3 separate regions of the Homo sapiens genome follow, and all the other regions are linked to region 3. Evidence: read pairs that join two places in POLR2A ChIA-PET (ENCODE). Cell type or tissue: MCF 10A. All regions are shown on one strand. Links, peaks and the distances in the headings refer to the core of each region. The heading gives the core; the rest is flanking DNA.

What was found. Peaks named below come from ENCODE experiments on the same cell type or tissue, not always from the same donor. Only the 100,000 strongest peaks of a DNase experiment are listed, where the experiment ranks them.
Region 1: POLR2A ChIA-PET joins it to region 3 with 5 read pairs; 3 of 35 experiments call an interaction of 5 or more read pairs at or near these places.
Region 2: POLR2A ChIA-PET joins it to region 3 with 8 read pairs; 4 of 35 experiments call an interaction of 5 or more read pairs at or near these places.

Annotation. Positions count from the first base shown.
Region 1 is chr1:91,629,280-91,636,180 of GRCh38, forward strand. No RefSeq gene overlaps it. Among named protein-coding and RNA genes, the nearest start is that of CDC7, 130 kb to the left of the region's middle. In MCF 10A, for the core only: no CTCF peak of the experiment used is centred there; no DNase peak of the experiment used is centred there.
Region 2 is chr1:91,896,799-91,903,699 of GRCh38, forward strand. It overlaps a transcript of TGFBR3 not described here. Among named protein-coding and RNA genes, the nearest start is that of TGFBR3, 14 kb to the left of the region's middle. In MCF 10A, for the core only: no CTCF peak of the experiment used is centred there; a DNase peak (open chromatin) is centred at 3,913.
Region 3 is chr1:91,533,807-91,540,707 of GRCh38, forward strand. LOC102723436 (a long non-coding RNA gene) reads right to left here. Exons shown (of 5, transcript XR_007066219.1): 4 at 5,381-5,440. It also overlaps the pseudogene WDR82P2. Among named protein-coding and RNA genes, the nearest start is that of CDC7, 36 kb to the left of the region's middle. In MCF 10A, for the core only: no CTCF peak of the experiment used is centred there; DNase peaks (open chromatin) are centred at 3,715 and 4,045.

The sequences.
Region 1 (6,901 bases), core at 1,802-5,801, 95 kb after region 3:
AAGCAATTTTATTTACAATAGCATCAAAAAGAACAAAATACTTAGGAATAAATTTAATAAAATAAGTGTAAGATATATACATTGAAAACAAAACATCACTGAAAGAAATTAAATACTTAAATAAATGAAAGGCATTTCATGTTCAAGGATTGGCAGGCTTAATGTTATTAAAATGACAATACTCCTTAAATTGATCTATAGATTCAGCACAGTCCCTATTAAAATCCTAGCTGTCTTTTTTTCAGAAATTAGTAAGTTGGCCCTAAAATTTACACAGAGACAAGGGACCCAGAATAGCTAAAAAAAAAAAAAAATCTTGAAAAAAGAAGAACAAGGTTGAAGGACTCATATTTTCTGATTTCAAAGTACTTCAAAACTACAGCAATCAAGACAGCATTTTACTGGGGCATAAAGATAGATATATAGATTAATGGAATAGAATTGAGAGTAGAGAAATAAATCCTTATATTTATGATCGATTGATTTTTGACAAGTGTACCAAGACTTTTTTCTCCAATGGGGAAGAAATAGTCTTCCACAAATGGTTCTGTGAAAACTGGACATCCACATGCAAAAGAATGAAGGTGAATCTCTTCCTTACACCATACACAAGAATTAGCTCAAAATGGATTATAGAACTAAGTGAAAGAGATAAACCTATACAATGTAACACTTAGAATAAAAAGGGCCAGGTACAATCCCAGCACTTTGGGAGGCAAGGGCAAGAGGATTGCTTGAGACCAGAAGTTTGAGACCAGCCTAGGCAACAAAGTGAGACCCTGTTGCTACAAGAAATTGAAAAAAAAAAAAACAAAAAAAAACAGCTAGTCAGGTATGGTGGCATGTGCCTATAGTTCCAGCTACTCTGGAGACTGAGGTGGGAGGATAAATTGTTTGAGCCTGGGAGGCTGAGGCTATGGTGAGCCAGGATTGCCACTACACCCAAGCTTGGGCAACAGAGCAAGACCCTTCTTCAAAAAAGAAAAGAAAAAAAACATAAAAATAAATCTTTGTGACCTTAGGTCAAGAGTCTTCTTAGATTCAACAGCAACAGCACAAGTGAAAAAACTAAGATAAATTTGACACCATTAAAATTAAAACTTTCTTCCCACTGATACTATCAAAAAAGTAGAAAAACAAGCCATCAAATAGGAGCATATATTTGCAAAATATATGTATGATAAGGAACTCTAGAATATATGAAGAACTCTTACAATTCAATAACAATTATAAAACAGGGTAAAAGTTCAGAATATTTTCTCCAAAGATATATAAACAACCAATTAGCATATGAAAAGATGTTTCATATCATTAGTTATTAGGTAAATGTAAATAAAAACCACAATGAGATATTACTTTACACCCACTAAGATGGCTAAAATTTTTTTTTAAAGGTAATAACAAGTGTTGCTGAGAACACAGACAAATTGGAGCTCTTATACACTGCTGGTGGAAGTGTAAACTGGTATAGCTAATTTGAAAAACAATCTAGAAGTTCCTCATGAAGGCCAAATATAGAATTACCATGTGACCCAGCAATTTCAGTTCTAGGTATGGACCCAAAAGAAGTGAAAACATACATCCACACAAAAACTTGTACATGAATGCTCATAAAAGCATTATTAATAATAGGCAAAAACAAATGTCTATAAACTGATGAATAAATAAAATGTCTTGTAGCCACACAGTGGAATATTATACAGCCATGAAAAGAAATGAAGTTTTAATACATACTACAGCATGAATGAAACTTGAACATTATGCTAAGTGAAAGAAGGAAGTCACAAAAGACACACATTGTATGATTCTGTTTCTATGAAATGTCTAGAATAGACAAATCTATAGAGACAAAAAGTAAGTTTAGTGGTTGCCTAGGGCTGGGGGGATTGGGGAGAAGAAGGGGAGCAACTGCTGATGGGAACAGGGTTTCCCTGTTTTAAAATTAGATTGCGGTGACAGTTACACAACTGTGAATATACTAAAAACCATTGAATTGTATGGGTAAATTGTATAGTATGCAAATTATATCTCAATAAAACTGTTAAAAATGCAATTGCAGGGATTCGTGTTGGATACAAAATTAATTAAAATAATATGTTAATTTTTAACCTCCTGAATCTTAGTTTATTAAACTGTAAAATTCAGATAATGCCTTCAAAAGTTTTTATGAAGAAATTATTGATTCCTTCATTCATTTATTCAACAAAAATATTTGTTGAGTGCACCCTAGGTGCAAGTACTATTCTAGGTGTAGGGGATAGAGCAAAGAACATAACCTAGCCCTTGTAATGCTAACGTTCCAGTAAGAGGAGACAATCAAATGACGCATGTGTTAGGTGAGAATTTGTGTTGCAGAAAAAGTATATACACAAATATATGTAAATTTCATATATATATATGAGGAATGGGAAGAAGGTGAATAGGGTGATGGATGGAATGTTTCATTTTAAGTTGATCAGGAAAGGCTTCACTGAGAAGGTGACATTTTAGGGAAGTCCTGAGGGAGCAAGTCCTGTGGTTAATCTGGGGGTGAAGCACTCCTGGTAGAAAAAGGCCTTGAGGCAGCAGTCTGCCTCTGGGTGTTCTAGAAGCAGTAAGAAAGCCAGCTCAGCGACAGCTGAGTGACAGAGAGGGGAGAGAAAAGATGATGGGGTGTAAGGTGTGTTGGGTGAGGGTCGGGGGAGGTACAAAGGAAGACTGGACCAGATCACGTAGAGCCTTACTATAGATTGTTGTAAGAAATCTGGCTTTTTTCTCTGAGCCAGAAGAGCCATCAAAGGATTTTGACCAGATTATCACACTGATCTGATTTACATGTAAATACCTATGGCTGCTCTGTTGAAAATAGACCGCAGGGCTGCAGCATCAGGAAGACCAATGGAAGACTGCCTCAGTGGGACAGGAAGGTGGCTTAGGGTGCTAGTGGAGGAGGTGATTAGGAAGGATTAGCATCTGTATATATTTTGAATGAGGAACCAACAGGATTTATGGACAGATCAATTGGGAAGTGTGGGAGAGAGACTTAAATGAAAGAGAAATAAAGATGAGTTAATAGGGCCGGGCACGATGGCTCACACCTGTAATCCTAGCACTTTGGGAGGCCAAGACGGGTGGATAGTTTGAGGCCAGGAGTTCAAAACCAGCCTGGCCAACATGGTGAAACCCGGTCTCTACTGAAAATACAAAAAATTAGCCAGGCATGGTGGTGGGCACCTGTAATTCCAGCTACTCGGGAGGCTGAGGTAGGAGAATCACTTGAACCCAGGAGGCGGAAGTTGCAGTGAGTCAAGATCACGTCACTGCACTCCAGCTTGGGCAAGAAGAGGGAAACTTTGTCTCAAAAAAAAGAAAATGAGTTAATAGATGTTAAATGCCTAAGCATTGGTAAACAGAAACCATTGACTACTTTTCAGCTGTTATTATTATTATTACTAATTCCTGTTTTGAGAGGTAATGTATAGAACCTATAAGTAGTACTTAACATAAGCTATTCTTATTAAATCCCAGAGAGAAGCCTTAACAGGAGTTTGTGTCCTCTCTGCAAGGCTGGGTGATGGGCAGCTGAAAAAGCGTCGAGGCTCAAGATGAATGAAATAAGAACTTCAAGTTCAGTCCTTAAATCCTATTTGAACCTGAGGTCCTTGCTAAGGCTGTTGGGTAAGATCGCTAAGTGCCCATACTCCCACCTCTCTCTCCCTGTACTCAGAACCTTCATTGCCTTCTTTTGAGCATTGTAGAGAATGTTTTCTCTTAGTTACCATCTTCAGTATTGTTTTTTCAACAATATTAGTGTGTTTTTACTAAAAAGGCATGCATATTCAATTCAGAGAATTTATAAAACATTGAGAAAAAAGTAAAACTATTCAGAAATAATATCACTCTAATATTTTTCTCAGATGGATACTTTTTAAATTAAAAATGGGATTATACTACACATACTGTTTTGAAGCCCTCTTTATTCATTTAACAATACATTGTTTCTTAACAATAAATACTGTTCTATAACATCATTTTCAATGGTACATAATGGAGAACCGAATTATGTATTCCCTATTGTTCAATGCTTAGGCTATTTATAACTTTTTGGCATTAGAAGCAGTCCTATCAATGAGTGTCATTACCTATATATTGTCAAGGAAAAAATTTCAACAAACTGAGTTTAAAGATCTAATTGGCTTTATTAGTGATTCATGAATCAGGCAGCATCTCATGTACAGAATAGAAAGGTGTTCTCCTGGGCATGGCAGAACAGTTGGTTTTTGTAAGGTAGCTTGAGCAGCAACAAGGGAACAGCAGAGTGCAAAAAGTGAATTGGTTAACAGCAGGTTACTTCAGGTTACTTTCCTTATATGGCTAAAGTAGAGGGAGCTTCCTTATGCTGATTCAGTTTGTCAAGGCTTTTTTGGGTTTTTGTTGTTGTTGTTGTTTGAGACAGAGCCTTGCTCTGTGGCCCGGTCTGGAGTGCAGTGGCAGGATCATGGCTCACTGCAACTTCCACCTCCCGGATTCAAACGATTCTCATGCCTCAGCCTCCCAAGTAGCTGGGACCACAGGCATGCACCACCACACCAGGCTAATTTTTTTGTCTTTTTAGTGGAGACGGGGTTTCGCTATGTTGGCTAGGCTGGTCTCAAACTCCTGGCCTCAAGTGATTCGCCCACCTCAGCCTCCCAAAGTGCTGGGATTACAGGCGTGAGCCACTGTGCCCAGCTGACCAGGCCTTTTTGGATAGGTTGCTGTGATCTCCTGTTTTCTGGAAAACTGATCTAAGTACAGCTTGATTATGAAGCACAAGTGAGTCCATTCTGGTTTGGTCTGGTCTGTTCAGCCAACTGCAGGAACTGAGTCCAAACCAATGGCCTCCCATAAACTTTATTTAACAATATCTTTGCAGCATTCTGATTGATTTCCCAGGAGAGATCTAGAAGTGGAGCTGCTGAGTCCAAGAGCATTCATAATGCTTTTTTTATTTTTAATTTTTTTAGAGACAGGGTTTCACTCTGTCACTGAGGCTGGAGTGCCGTGGCACAATCATAGCTCACTGCAGCAGACTTGCACTCCTGGGCTCAAGTGATCCACCTGCCTCAACCTCCCAAGTAGCTGGGACTACAGGTTTGCCCCACCACACCTGGCTAATCACAATGCTTTTGATACATGTTACCACCAACCTGATAATGATCCATTTAAGCCACCCATTTTTATGACTGAAGACTCCTTAGATTCCCTAGGCTTCCTCCCAGAGGAACGTGGTAGGACAGAATTTTAAACTACGAAGAACTTCAAGTTCAGTCCTTACATCCTATTTGAATGTGAAATAACTTCACCTCTCTGTTTTTCAATGCCTTCATTTGTCAAATGAAGCTACAGTACTTTCCTCAATGCAATGAAAAAGCCCCTTGAAAAGATTATGAATTCCCAAAGCACATATTACTTATATCAAAGAATCTTTAAAGACCAGGCCCTGTCCTTAAAATCATCCTTTATCCTAGAGAAGAGGGAATGGACCTCCTTTGTCTTCCAAGCCATCTTTTCCTGTTATATTGTAAGTCACATCTGGAAACTTACTGAATTGAGATCTGGGAACAAGAAACCAAGAACTCAATAACTGATTGTCAGAAACAGCAACCTGTACTTGCTGCCTAGAGCAAGTGGGCATTCCAGCAGGAAGGCCATAGGATGCAGCAGAGGTGGCTTCCTTCTCAGCAGGAAGAACTTGGCCTAGTATTGAATGATGGACGGGTTGAACTTTGAGATGGTGGCTGGGTTGAGCCTGCGGACCCAGGGAGGATACGCCCTCCTCTCACCCCAGGTAGGGGAAGTTGGTATTGGGGCTGCCTCCCAAAGGGGTACTAGGAGAGAGGACTGGTTGCAATAAAGGAGGAAAGCATGAGTTTTGGTGGTGTCAGTAACTGTGGAAAAGCCCCTTCCACAGATCTCACTTCCCAGCCACCTGTGGGCCTTAGGCCTGAGTGAGTATCCCACCCCACCTTTCTGCTCCTCACTGTTGGAGCAGTCCCAGCAGAGAAAGCCAAATTTCCTCATTATGGTTCTTTCCCTTGTCCAGGTTATAAGACCTTTGAGGTCTCACTGAATAGCAGCACCTTCCCAATACACAGAGAATCACCCTAGGGCTTCTAGGCCACAAACTTCACAAACCCCTGAACAGATTATCCAAGGCAATGGGAAGAAGACTCCCCAATCAACATCAGAACCCTCCAGGAAACTTCAGTGCTCTTAGTAGATAAATTTGGATTCCTCTGGAAAGCCTCCAAGCTCCCCCAAGGTAAATGGCTCTCCCAGCACCCCAAAGGAACCCACAGTTTCATCTTTCATATGGAGGCCAGAGAGGCATCCACTGCATGAAGTCACCTCACCCAAGGGGCGTGGCAAGGTGGCTTTTCTGATTGCAGAGCCTCCATCCTTCCCTGAAAAGTGCCCACTGTCGTCCCTCACATGTTCTCACATGGACCACGTTCTGGATGGCGTTCCTCAAAGCACAGCCAGTGGCCCTGCATGGGACTGAAGCCCCATGGAAACCACAGAAACTGCAGAGATCCCAGGAGCCACAGCCACATGTGTCATCATGATCTCAGAGGTTCACCCCTCAGACAGGCTGACTGGATGTCATAAAAATTAATTAAATAACTTAAATTGACTGTTGAGGTGTTTGCCCAGAGCAGGCACTGACATCCCTCAGGCTTCTCAGGGCAGCAGAGCTCATTTGAGTCATTCTGCAATGGGTCCCAGTGGAAATCAGTGGAAACAGGGAGGCGCAGGTCTGGCTGCCCTCCCGGGCTGAGTCAGAGCAGGCCTCGCACTAGGAGGCAGGGCTGTGCCCCCAGACCCTGGATGCCCTTTACCCCCCAATCAAGGGCTTTCTCCCTTCAGGATCTCACCCTCC
Region 2 (6,901 bases), core at 1,536-5,535, 360 kb after region 3:
CTTCTAGAGAAGGAAAAGTAAACAAGTCTTAAAGGGTCTTTGACTAACTCCCCAAGTGAGAGAAAGGAAGGAAGCCCTCATTAATGTACACATCCCCTACTTCCTACTCACTTTTTCTTTTCTTTTTTTTTTTTTAGGGAGTGAAGTGTATATATCTTTTTTAACTTTTTTTTAAATTAAAAAAGACAAAGTAAGTTTCCTAAACTAGTTCTCCAGACATTCAACTTTTTAAAAATACCTCCAGGTTCAACTCAGCTGGAATTTTGAGTGCTGCTGAGTACACTTATATACTTGCCTGGTTGTTTTTCTCTTTCCTATATGTTTTACTAACTGGCATTTCAGTTTGAGACTCTTTCAGAGGAGATTATAATGGTCTTTTCAATAGCACTCTGCAGCTCCACTGCCTTTGCAGGTATTGTACTGTCAAATGTAGCCTGCGGGGGTATCAGGCAGCATTTGGGTATTTATGTGGCAAAGGGACAGCATCGACATATTTTGGGAGATGCCGACTTGACGTGGGGAAGAGGAATATTCGTTAGAAAGGGTAATAGGTCTGAAAAGCATATTTGGTAAAAGGTTTTGTTATCTTTGGGAAATCTCATGTACAAACACAAGAAAAGTATTATGTCCCAAGGCCTTTGTGTGGCACAGTTCTGGTGACAGCATATTTTCATTGTATATATTGGTTCATTAAGCTCAAACCAACCTCATAATTACATGATTGTGACAAGATTAACTGAATGGACAATCCAAATGGCCGAAAGGTCAAATGAGGGTCCCTCTGTCTAATAATACTTTTACTCTTCTGTTATTTTTAGGCTGGCTTAGTGAGAATGTATCATGCAGGCTTGCAGAGGATTGCTTACGTTTTGTTCCAAGACTCATTTATTACTATTGTGTGGGCCGAAATGTGCACAACATACCAAATCCAGGCACAAAGTAGAAAATTAATCTTCACAGGAGAGAACAAATCTTATTTATAAGAAATCTTCAAAAGACAGAAAAATGCAAAGAATATAACAAACACTCATGAGTCAACATCCAAAACTGATCATTGTTAACATTTTGACAAATTTTTTGTCTTTCCTATAAGAAATAAAATATTACAGCCGGGCATCATGGCTCATGGCTGTAATCCCAGGACTTTGGGAGCCCGAGGCAGGAAGATTGCTTGAGCCCAGGAATTCAAGACCAGCCTGGGCAATATAGCAAGACCTCAGTCTCCATTAAAAAATGTTTTCAATTTAAAAAAAAAAAAAGAAATAAAACATTACATTAGTCACCCCTAGAAAGTACAGGAAAAAAAGAAAAAAAATTACAGATACAATTGAAGCCCCCTTGCACTCCCCTCAACCCCAGTCCAAATCAATTACTCTCCCAGTCTCTTCAGAGGTAACCACTTTCAGGAATTTAGAGTGTATCCTTCCAGTGTGTCCCTTTCTTCCGCATATGTGTGTGTCTGTGTGTGTGCATTTAAAAAGACAGAACATGAAGATGCTATTAGTATGAATGTGTCCATTTAAGAATGTTCCATTTTCCAATGCCCACCAAGGAGAAAAACAAAACAAATAAATAAAAACGTTACATAAGCAGTACATAATCTGTAACTTGCTTTTCATTCAACAGTATGTTTTTTTTGGTTTTTCTGTTTTTTTTGAGATGGAGTCTCGCTCTGTCACCGAGGCTGGAGTGCAGTGGCGCGATCTCGGCTCACTGCAAGCTCCGCCTCCCGGGTTCACGCCATTCTCCTGCCTCAGCCTCCTGAGTAGCTGGGACCACAGGCGCCCGCCACCACGCCCAGCTAATTTTTTTTTTATTTTTAGTAGAGACGGGGTTTCACCGTGTTAGCAGGATGGTCTCGATCTCCTGACCTCGTGATCCACCCGCCTTGGCCTCCCAAAGTGCTGGGATTACAGGTGTGAGCGAACACGTCTGGCTGATCATTGTTAACATTTTGACAAATTTGTTATCTTTCCTATAAGAAATAAAATATTACAGCCGGGCATCGTGGCTCATGCCTGTAATAATTACAATGATTTTAAAACCCATCTGTGTTGTGTATATGTAGATTTAGTTCATTTCTCTTAGCTGCTATATATCCCTTGCATTACTATACTATTACAATTTTTGTTTATAAGTTGCCTTAAAGGTGGGAAAGTAAAGTTGAACGTGGTTTCATGTATGTTTGTTAACCACTCAATTTTCCTCCTTGTGATACTTATTCAGTTTCTAGACAGAGCAAATCATAAATGTAAAGGGAAGAATGGAGACAGATCTATTGTACAGCTTGGTGACTATGGTTAATAATGTATTATAATTTCAAAATTGTTGAGAGTAAATTTCAAATGTTCTTACCCCCAAAATAAGAATGTGAGGTGACAAATATATTAATTAGCTTGATTTAATTATTCCACAATGTATACATCTATCAAAATGTCAGCTGGGTGCCATGGTTTATGCTATAACCCCTGCACTTTGGAAAGCTTAGGCGGAAGGATCACTTGAGCCCAGGAATTCAGCAACATAGTGAGATCCTGTCTCTACAAAAAATTTAAAAATTAGCCACGTATGGTGGCGTGCACTGGTAGTCCCACCTACTCAGGAGGCTGAGGTGGGAGGATCACTTGAGCCGAGGAGGTTGAGGCTGCAGTGATCTGTTATCACACCACTGCACTCCAGCCTGGGCAACAGAGTAAGAGAGTCACAAAAAAACCTTTCTACTAATCACATTATGCCATGTAAGCACTTAGATAGATGGCTCATTCCACTTTTCAGGCTCAAAATAAAATGCTTTTTATGCTGACATCTTGACTTAGGTGACTTTTCCCAGGTACTCACCACCAAAGATCTACACACAAGGATTCTCTGCCGTCCCTCTGATGTTGTGTCCTTGCTTTGACTACAAATAAAACAAAGAACATTAATTGAGTATAGTTGTAGCAAACTTGAGTTTTTGGCTGAAAATTAACATTTATACAAGAACTCCTGAAATACCAAGAAACTGCTTTGGCTGGGCACAGTGGGCACTTGTAGTCACAGCTACTCAGGAGGCTGAGGCAGGAGAACCACTTTAGCCAGGAGTTGAAGACTATAGTGTGCTATGATGGTACCTGTGAATAACCACTGCACTCCAGCCTGGGCAGCATAGTGAGACCTGTCTCTAAAAACAAAACAAAACAAAAAGAAACTTCTTTGACTTTTCTTGCACAGTTGACTTGAATTTTGTGCATAGATATTTGGAGTAGTTAAAAAAAAAAGATTCTGAAATATACTCCTAGATATCCCTCTCCATTCATATTAAACTTACTTATTTTACATCATTTTATTTTATTTTGAGATGGAGTCTCACTCTGTTGCCCAGGTTGGAGTGCAGTGGTGCAATCTCAGCTGACTGCAACCTCCACCTCCCAGGTTTAGAGATTCTCCCACCTCAGCCTCCCGAGTACCTGGGACTACAGGCGTGTGCCACCACACCTGGCTAATTTTTGTATTTTTAGCAGAGACAGGGTTTCACCATGTTGGCCAGGCTTGTCTCAAACTCCAGACCTCGGGTGATCTGCCTGCCTCAGCCTCCCAAAGTGCTGGGATTACAGGTGTGAATCACCACGCCCAGCCAAACTTAATTATTTAAATCTAAGTTGTTAGCTGTTAGATGAACCGTTTCTAAACTAACAAACTCACCGTTTTAACAACAGTAACACTTAAAATCACTACTAATGAAAATTCTAAATATGCAAACTGTAATTTCCTAATGAAATAGCTAGTTTTTTCTTATAAAACAAAATAGAAAAGTATCACATACAAGAAACTCCACATCTTGACCATTTCTACCTTGCAATATATATTCTTGACTCACTCTTTTCTGTTAGTGCCAAAGGCAACACTGACAGTCTTGCATAATCCACAAGGTGGTCCAACATTAATACTCTCTGGAAAATAGTTGGGATGACAGCAAAGCTGAATCATCATATCACTTTACAGTGTCTCAAAGTATCAAAGACTAAAACTGTGATTGCCCCACTCTCTGGATATTTCCCCAGTGGTGCCTATCTTGAAAAAGCAAATTCAAGAGACATGAAAAAAAGTTATTGGGTTTGGTTTTGTTTTATTTGAGATAAGGTCTTGTCATGTTGCTCAGGCTGGCCTCAAACTTCTGGGCTCGGATGATCCTTCTGCCTCAGCCTCTGGAATACCTGGGACTATAGGCATACACCACTGAATGTGGCTTCTCATATGGTAATTCTATTTTAAATTTTTTAAGAGCTCTGTATGCCATTTTCCATAGCAGCTGCACCATTTTACATTCCCACTAACACTTTACAAGGGTTCCAGTGCCTCCATGTCCTCATCCTCACCAACACTTGTTATTTTCTGTGGGTTTTGTTTGTTTTTAAAATAATCATATATACTTTTTGTTAGGTGTATTTTTATTGGGTCTTATCCTCTGAAAAATATATAACAACTCTTCATCAGTCCAAATACTTGGTTAGTTGGAACACATACAAATAATATCCAAAGAAAAAGAAGTAGCTTCTCCAGCATGGAAGAAAAGGATAGTCAGAAGTAATATCTGAAAATATGCAATGAATGGAAACTACATCCAAAGATTATAGTGAAACAAGGCAATCTCTATGCAATAGGCTGATTATTTATGTGATTAAGCTGACAAGGATTTACATCTGTTTTTATTCAGCTTTTTGTTTAAATAATAGCATTGTACATTCTCATATTACAAATGTTATTGTATACTATTATATATTATAACATGTTTAAAGACATCAAACTAACTTTTTCAACTGTTCTTGAAATTTTATGGAAATAAACATTAGAATAAACGTTGTGGGCCAGGCTCATGCCTGTAATCCCAGCACTTTGGGAGACAGAGGTGGGAGGATAGCTTGAGACCTGGGTTAAAGACCAGCCTGGACAACATAGCAAGACCTGGTGCTTAAAAAAAAAAAAAAGTTAGCCAGACATGGTAGCATATACCTCTAGTCCCAGCTACTCCAGAGGCTGAGGTGGGAGGATCACTTGAGTCCAGGAGTTTGAGGCTGCAGTGAGCTATAAACACGCCACTGCACCACTCCAGCCTGGGCAACAGAGCAACAAAGCAAGGCCCTGACCCTCCCCCACCCCACCAAAAGAAAAAAAAAAAAACGGTATGTGTTCACTGATACTCAAGGAATTTATAGATTTTCCTATCAAAATCAGTAGGCTCCATTAATTTATAATAATTTTTGTTTTAAAACTTACATAATACTAGCATGCACAGTATTTAATTGCCCCTACATCCTTATAAGTTAAATATTATTGGAAAACTGAGGTACAAACATCTGCCCAAAGACATATGTTTAATAAATGGTTAGCTGAAATTCAAAGTTAGGTGCTCTCTTTCCAAATCCCTACTTCTTTTCACTCCTCCATTAGAGAACATAGTTCTGTTTGAAGACGTGCAGTTTCTTTCCTTTTCTTTTGTGTGTGTGTGTGTGTGTGTGTGTGTGACAGGGTCTCACTCTGTCACTCAGGCTGGAGTACAGTGGCATGATCATAGCTCACTGCAGCCTCAAACTCTCGGACTCAAGCAATCCTCCCACCTTAGCCTCCGTAGCTGAGATGACAGACGCATACAAACACAAACACACCTGGCTAATTTTTTTTAATTTTTGTAGAGACAGGGTCTTGCCATTTTGCCCAGGCTGGTCTCAAACTCCTGGGCTCAAGTGATCTTCCTACCTCGGCCTCCCAAAGTGCTGGGATTATAGGCATGAGCCACCACACCCAGCCAAGTGCAGTTTATTTTTTTTTTCTTTTCTTTCTTTTTTTTTTCTCACATCTTTTTAGGTCTCTGAACACCCAGAACACATTTATTTCAAATAAGGGCTCAATTAATTACATTCCAGACTTGGTCCCTGTATAAGAAGCTAAAACAAACACAGGATGCTAATTCAGCACCCAGCACTGAAGAGTCAACATGAAAACAAGGCATTTCACACACGGATGATGGAGGTCAGGAGTAGAGTTCGCATCAGAGACTTAGTTTAGGAAAGGAGACAGCTGTGGACAGGGGCAGTGCCAGGCTCTCCAACCCCTTTTCCCTGCCTGCAATGCTGAGGATCTCATGAGATGGGCAGGGATGCCCTCCAGATCTTCTAAAACCACTGGGTTTTGTGTATTTTTTGAAAAAGGAGTGACTCCCAAGTTCTGGTAACAGTCTTCTAGCACCTCACTTAAAAAAAAAAAAAAAAAATTGAGGCCGGGCATGGTGGCTCAAGCCTGTAATCCCAGCACTTTGGCAGGCCGAGATGGTGGGGGTGGTGATCACCTGAGGTTGGGAGTTTGAGACCGGCCTGACCAACATGGCGAAACCCTGTCTCTACTAAAAATACAAAAATTAGCCAGGCGTGGTAGTGTGTGCCTGTAATCCCAGCTACTCAGGAGGCTGAGGCATGAGAATTGCTTGAACCTGGGAGGCAGAGGTTGCAGTGAGCCAAGATCACACCACTGCACTTCAGCCTGGGAGACAGAGTGAGATTCTGCCTCAAAAAAAAAAAAAAAAAAAAAAAAAAAATTGCCAGTCTGGACCTCTGTCTCATAAGAGAAAGAATTTATCATTCAGATAATGATTGTTGATGGCAAATTCTGATTATCTATAAGAATTTTGACAGGCTAGGTGTATTGGCTCACACCTATAGTCTCAGCACTGGGAAGTCAAAGTGGGAGGATTGCTTGAGCCCAGAAGTTCAAGACCAGCCCAGGCAACATACTGAGACCCCTATCTCTCTAAAAAAAAATTTAAAAATTAGCCGGGCATGGTAGTCTCTGCAGGTACTTGGGAGGCTGAGGTGAGAGGATCGTTTGAGCTTAGGAGTTCGAGGCTGCAGTCAGCCTGTCTAAAAAAAAG
Region 3 (6,901 bases), core at 1,872-5,871:
CAGCAAAGTGTGATGTATCTCATATACAAAAATAGACTCCCACCTTGCTTTTGTACAAACCAAGCTTGGTAGGCATCTAGGAGGACCGTGAGTTTGTCTTGATGACAGGGCACTGCACCAGGCTGCTGCTAAATCTTCCCACCCTAGGAACTCACCTGCTACCCTCCCCCTTCCTTCCCTTTCAGGCCCTTTTCCCACCCAACATTTACAGCCTGAGGCCTGCCTGACCACCTAGCCTCACACAACTAACTGCAGTGACTAACTGCACAGCTTCCTACAAGCAAGGTCCTTCTGTATTTGTCCCTTTCTCTAACCCAAAATATAAGAAAACATTTCTGTAAATGTTTGGCACCTAAGAAACATGACGGTTGTGGATAATGCCACAAGTACACAGGGAGACCCAGTAACAAGACATGCAGGGTGAGGGCAAGGGGCACTGAGCTGCTCCAGCATTTCAAAGCCAGGACTGTGGCTTCCCATACATTTAGGGGGGTAGGAGAAGGGATGTGCGGAACTGAAGACTTCACCGGCTCCTCAGCAGCATGTACATTCAAATTGAAGATGCTTGAGCCCCACTATACCCAAATTAGGAGTCTGGTCACTCCTCTAGCAGAGCTTGGTGCAGTGACAGCTAGAAAAGTTGAGTTCCAATTGAGTCTGTTGCACCAAGAGTCCTTTTGAAGATGCTCAGCAAAGTAATTCTTTTGAGCAGATGTACAGCACATCCATGGGAAGGCCATGTAAAAGGATGTTCTCCAGCACAGTCAAATGATCCAGTCCCACTATTATCTCAGTCCCCTCTGAGTTTCTTCCTGCTGGCGGCCCTCACTGTACAGAAATAGCCAAGTAGCATCAGGGTCAGTCATCAATGGTGGGCAACCAGAAGGCCATGTTGGTACACCCGCTGGCAAAAGTCACAAACTTGGGGTTGAATTGCAAACAGGTAATTGGGCCTGTGTGTTTACCATCCAACCCAGCTACTTTTATACCACTCTCTTCATTCCAGACATGGATCTTGCCATCCTCTGAACCAATCATAACAAACTGAGAGTCTGCAGTAAATGAAGCCTCCAGTGTGACAGCTTCGCTGTTGGCATAACTGCCAAATGTGTGTATCACCACTCCTTTGAATGCACCAATGAGACGAATGAAGCTGACATTGGTGGAAATGAGGATGAGCTTGCCACCGTTGCTGATTTTAAGTGCTGTCCACTCACAAGTTCGATCATACTGCATCTTAAAGGTAGCAAATGGCCCCTTATCAAAAGAACGAAGGTCATAAAGTTTGACCATTTCAGAGTTGACACCAGCAGCAAAAATTCACCCTTCTGGATCAAAAGAACAAACTGGATTCCCCTTTATGTGCATGAGGCCCTGGCAGTTGGGAGACCGGAGATCCCAGAGTCGAATGGTCTTATTCAAGAGACCCAAAAATGAAAGTGTCATCCACAGGTGACATGGACAAGACCACCACCCTTTTGCTATGTCCAGGAAAGTATCTGATGTATTTGTTGTCATGCAAGGACAAGTAACGAATAGTATCGTCTATTTTGTTACAGCTGTAAACAACTGTGTTTGCCGCAGGAGTTTATCTGATGAGGCCACACCGTATTTCTTACTGAACAGGGTTTTGGTTTGCCCTCCTGGCAGTCAGAGAGCACGATGGAGTCGTCGTTGCTGCTCAAGGTGATCACCTCGCTTTTAGGGCTGAAATCGAAGCAGTTAATCTTGTCCCGAGTTTTCGCAGAACACGTTGGCGATACAGAAGCTTCGAAGCAGCATGCGGTGGGTCAGCTTCATGGCTGCGGCTGGGGAAGGCAGCGGCGGCACACGGCCAGGCGGTGGCGAGCGGACAGGCTGCCTAATGGCCAACCTGGGCGAGGCGGGCGCCGCGCCGGCAGCTAGGGGGAAGTCGGCCAACAATTGGGCCACCTCCTCCTCTTCCTCCTGCTTGGACGACGGTCTTCCGCCTGGACTGTGGAGCCTCGCCGACCGTTCGTCCTCACAGCCACCCCATGGGCAACCAGCGCGGTGCAGGCTCATTGTGTCTGCGACAGGCAGAAGCCGAGCGGGTCCCAACGTTTTTTTTAAAAAAGTATTTTTTTTTAGAGACAGGGTCTTGCTATGTTGCCCAGGCTGGACTCAAACTCCTGGGCTCAGGTGATCCCTCTGCCTCAGCCTTCCTAGTACCTGAGATTACAGGTACATGCCACTATGCTCAGCTCTGTTATTTTTTTTTTAAATGACAAAGGAGGTTTTTGAAAATGATAGTTTTTAAATATTTTCATCCCCCTGCCTCAGCCTCCCAAATACCTGGGATTACAGGTACATGCCACCATACCCAGCTCTGTTATTTTTTTTTTTAAATGACAGGCCGGACACGGTGGCTCACGCCTGTAATCCCAGCACTCTGGGAGGCCGAGGGTGGGCAGATCACGAGGTCAGGAGTTCGAGAAAACCTGGCCAATATGGTGAAACCCCATCTATACTAAAAATACAAAAATTAGCCGGGCGTGGTGGCAGGCGCCTGTAATCCCAGCTACTTGGGAAAGTGAGGCAGGAGAATGGCTTGAAATCGGAAGGCAGAGGTTGCAGTGAGCCGAGATGACGCCACTGCATTCCAGCCTGAGTAACATGAGCAAAACTCCGTCTCAAAAAAAAAAAAAAAAAAAAAAAAAAAAGCAGATTTTTGAAAATGATAGTTTTTAAATATTTTCATTTAACAAATTAATACCTTTAACACATACGTAATTTACAATGAATTTAGGTATTAAGTTGAGCCACATGAAACTGTTGATATTTGATCTTTTTTTAACCTAGAAAATCAATAATGTCATGTAGTTCAACCTAATACAACCTCATTTTGAGATAAATGTTAGGAGTCTATATTTGAGGCCCTGCCTTTAGTGACTATGAGGCCCTAGCTAAGTGCACTGCTGCCCATCCCAACTCTGCCAATATTGATTATAGCCTTAAGGCTGAGGGCATCCCATCTGTGTATGCGAATGTTCAACCTCTAAACAAAAGGGGTCTAAGCCCTCTGACCAAACAGTGGAGACTGAATACTGGGCTAAAAGAAAACTAAAATCTAGAATTCTAAATTCTAGGCAAGCCTATAGTATATATTAAGGACAAGCAGATGTCTGATATGTCTTTGTAAGTTTTCCAAGTACAAATGCTGGAGGCTTCTCTGTTCCTGAGTTCTCAAGAAGGAAATGCAGCAGTGCCTGATGCCTAGTGGGCCTACAGAAGTATTAACTAACTGGCTCATTTTCTCCTTCACTCAACTGATTTTGTCCTCACTCTGTAATGCTAAAGATGAGACCGGTTCTGTTTTACTCATTCTCCCCAACTTCAACAGTGAAAACAGTGTTAAACAACTCCAGGGTCTTTCCTTTCCCTTTCGCTCTGCTCTCAAACATACACCATCCTCCCTCCTTAATTTCCTTGCCCACTTGCTTCTCCAGCCTTCCCTTTCTCTACAGCCTTTTTGCCTCTGCCTCCTCCTGTGCCTCTGGTAACCACTGGGTAGTCAATGAAGAAGCCAGTGCATTCCCCTTCCCCTACATCATATCCTGAGCTCATCTTCCCTGACCTTGAGAGGGCATGAGGTGCACCTTGGTGCTCTCAATAAACCAAAGTTGTTTTAATAAGCCCAGTGAGACTAAGATATTTAAATTCTTCTTCTCACTCTCATCACCACAATGTGAGATGGATCCAAATATTTTGCAACAGCATAGCCTTGGGCCAGCAGCTCTTGAGTTATAAAATGTTGCAGCAAACTCTCCTTGCATAGCAATGTTATCACCCAAGAACTCCATCCTTAACCCTATCAGCAAGAATTCTAGAGTACTTTCTCTTTGCCATGCTCACAGATTTTCAGAAGTTTTTACCTGATGGAACCAGCATCTGAAATCTTCATAGAAGCATAGGCAAGACTCCTCTAGCAATTCCTTTTTTCCTTCCCAGATACCATGTTTATGCAATCTATCCAAGCAGGAGCTTAGCAGTGGCACTTGAGTCCACTGAAACTAATGCTTCCCTAATTGCACAATTAAGAGGTGGCAGACATTTGAATTGGCAGCTGGACTGCAGTAGGTGGAAATAAGAACACTGTGTTCCTTTGCATGTGAAGTCATGTATAGTTTTTCCAGCATATGATGAAGTTGCAATAAGAAGGAAAATCTGGACTTTAGCTTTTTGGTTTTCCTCTGGATATAAATTTTAGAGAATCTCTCCATGCTGTAAAACCTTATAGCACTTTGTATCTGTTGTGGAGCATCATTTCCCTTATCCTGCCTCTCAGTGTCATGATTTGTATGCCTGTCTTATCTTTGAGCAGCTGCCAGGTCTTACCGATTTTCTTATCCCTTTACCCACCCAATGTCTAGCGTAAGTCCTTTGAATGCACAGAGTTAGCATTCAGTGACTATTTATTGAAATATTAAAGTTGCTTTGCTTTGGAGCTGTTTTTATCTAACCCTTCCACTGCTCCATTTTATTTAGAAGGACTTAGGATTTAATATATTAGAAAGATGACTGCAAGGGATTCATATTGGCAGGTCTCAATGGTTGCATTTTCTTTGGGAAACTCTTAATACAAAGTAGTGGTCCCCACTGATCACATCAGTGTTCTGAGACCCTACCTTGTCTCCCAAACACATCCTACCATAGCTGATTGATCCAGGGGATATACCTAACAGGATGGGTCCCTCAAATTGTCACTTTCAGATATTTAAAACCTTAAGGGAGTGGGTTTGAGCTGAGTTCTAGTAAAGACTTGGATCCTGAGGGAAGATTCAAAGGCTTATCACTAGGGCTGCCCTTGTTCCCACTTCACCTGAGATCTGGTCTTTCTGCTCCTCCTTAAATCCTTTGAGCTGCCCCAGCATCTTTCTGGAAAATCCCTTTTGTTCTCAAGTTAACTAAGATCCATTTCTGTTGCACACACTCAGTTGACCTAAGCCAATAGAATGATTGGAAGGGGCACAAAGAAAGCCTGCTGGGCTTCGAGCCTGATGCCGCCTTCAACTTGCTGTGTGATATAGTATAAGTCACAAACCAATCTGAACCTCACACTCTCATCTTTAAGTCTATATTGTCACCAGAGATTCAAGACAATGCCAGCAAGAATATATTGAAAGATGGATAGAATTGTAAGATGCAGATGTGGCAGAGAAAGTTTATTCTGGGAACGAGGAAAGGCACAGGAAAAGACATGGGCATAGGAAAGCAGGGACCTGTTTGGGAAGCAGAAGGAACCCCTCTGGAGCATAGGGTTTCTTGTTTTAAAATGTAGTTAATGGTTTTATTATTATTATTTAGGTACAGCAAGGCCAGCAGACTAGATGACTGTTATCAAAAAGATAGTTATACTCACAGATGCCAAGAGAAGCGGACATGCCACACCACAGGGGGCCACTCGGGGAAGCACCAGAGTCTGTCAGGAGGTGGAAGGAAAGGAGAAAACATGAGCAAGAGCCTTTATGGTGGTTTCCATGGGAAAGAATGGGCAAGGCAGATTAAGCAGATTAAGGATTGACTAGTTTGAATAATTTCAGCTAGTTCAGGGGCACAGGGACTACTCTTAGTTGTCTGGTAACTGGCCCTGGAGTGATTAGGGCAGGGGATTATGGTCCTAAGTATGACAGCCCAATAGAGAAGGTATTTGCAGGTGTGGGCTCTGGATTGGGTGGTTTGCCTTTGAAAGGTATGCTCAAGGGCAAGTTGTTTACAGTCTCTAGGAATTGGCTAGCCCTGGAAGGGGCAGCAACTCCGGGGTCTGCAAGGCCCCAGATGTCAAAGCATTAAAATACAAAAAATAAATAACATGGTTAATATATCCCTGTAGGAAAGTAGCAGACTAGAAGGAGGAAATGGAAGCTGAGTCTAGACCATAAGGGACCACAAATGTTAAACTAAGGAGTTTGGTTTTCATTCTGCAAATAATGTTCTGTACACCCTGAAGGATTCTGAGCAGAGGAATAATATAAGAGCTGTATATTAGGAATACTACTTTGGTGTCTTTGGACAGGATGGGGTAGCTTTAAGGACCAGATCAACAGATCCGAGTAAATACTGGATGTGGGGTTGAGGGAAAGATAGGAATAAAAACCAACTTCAATATTTCAAGCCTTTGTAACTGTAGGATAGTGCTGCTATTAATAGATACAGGTGTCTGAGAAGAAGACATCTCTAACAGGAGACTTAAGAGGTAAGTGGGCAGAAATTATGAGCTGTGCTTCAGAGATGTTGATGCGACCATGTCCAACAGTGGTTCTCGTGTAATGTTGCTTGTGTGATTATCTGGCATTGTATGTGTCTCGACTCCCCAGACTGTCAGAAGAACCTCAAAGGACTTTCATCTTATTGTCTTTGTCCCTCCCTCATACCTAGTGCAGTGCCTCATTCCTCTGGTCCTTGCCAAGTTCCTTCACAAGGCTAGCACAGGCTATTTCTCAGGGGCATATCTACCAGAATTTGTCCACATGAGAGAGGAACCACTGTGGGCATTCTGACTGCCAGCCTGGGGTCTAAAGATGTCATAAGCTTACACACTGAGGACATGGATGAGACTTAGCTCTAGTGAGCCATGGTTTCCTCATACTAAATAAAACCCTTTCTGAATGTTCTCTAAGATCTTTTCTAGTGCTAAAATTTGTAAATAATTTCTGAGATTTTGTAATGCTAGAAAGGTACCTAGAGCTACCTAGCAGATCAAGTAAATTGCCTACCCTTGTTTTGTCAATATCAAGTTTAGGCAGGCAACCTCTTTCATCTTGACTCTTACTAAACCTTGTTAACCTAAGAAACAATTAATTCTAAAGGTATTAAAGTTTCTCTATTCTTTCCCCATCCTCTTAACCTTGTTCTTTCCTTATGCCCAACACAAGGAACCCCC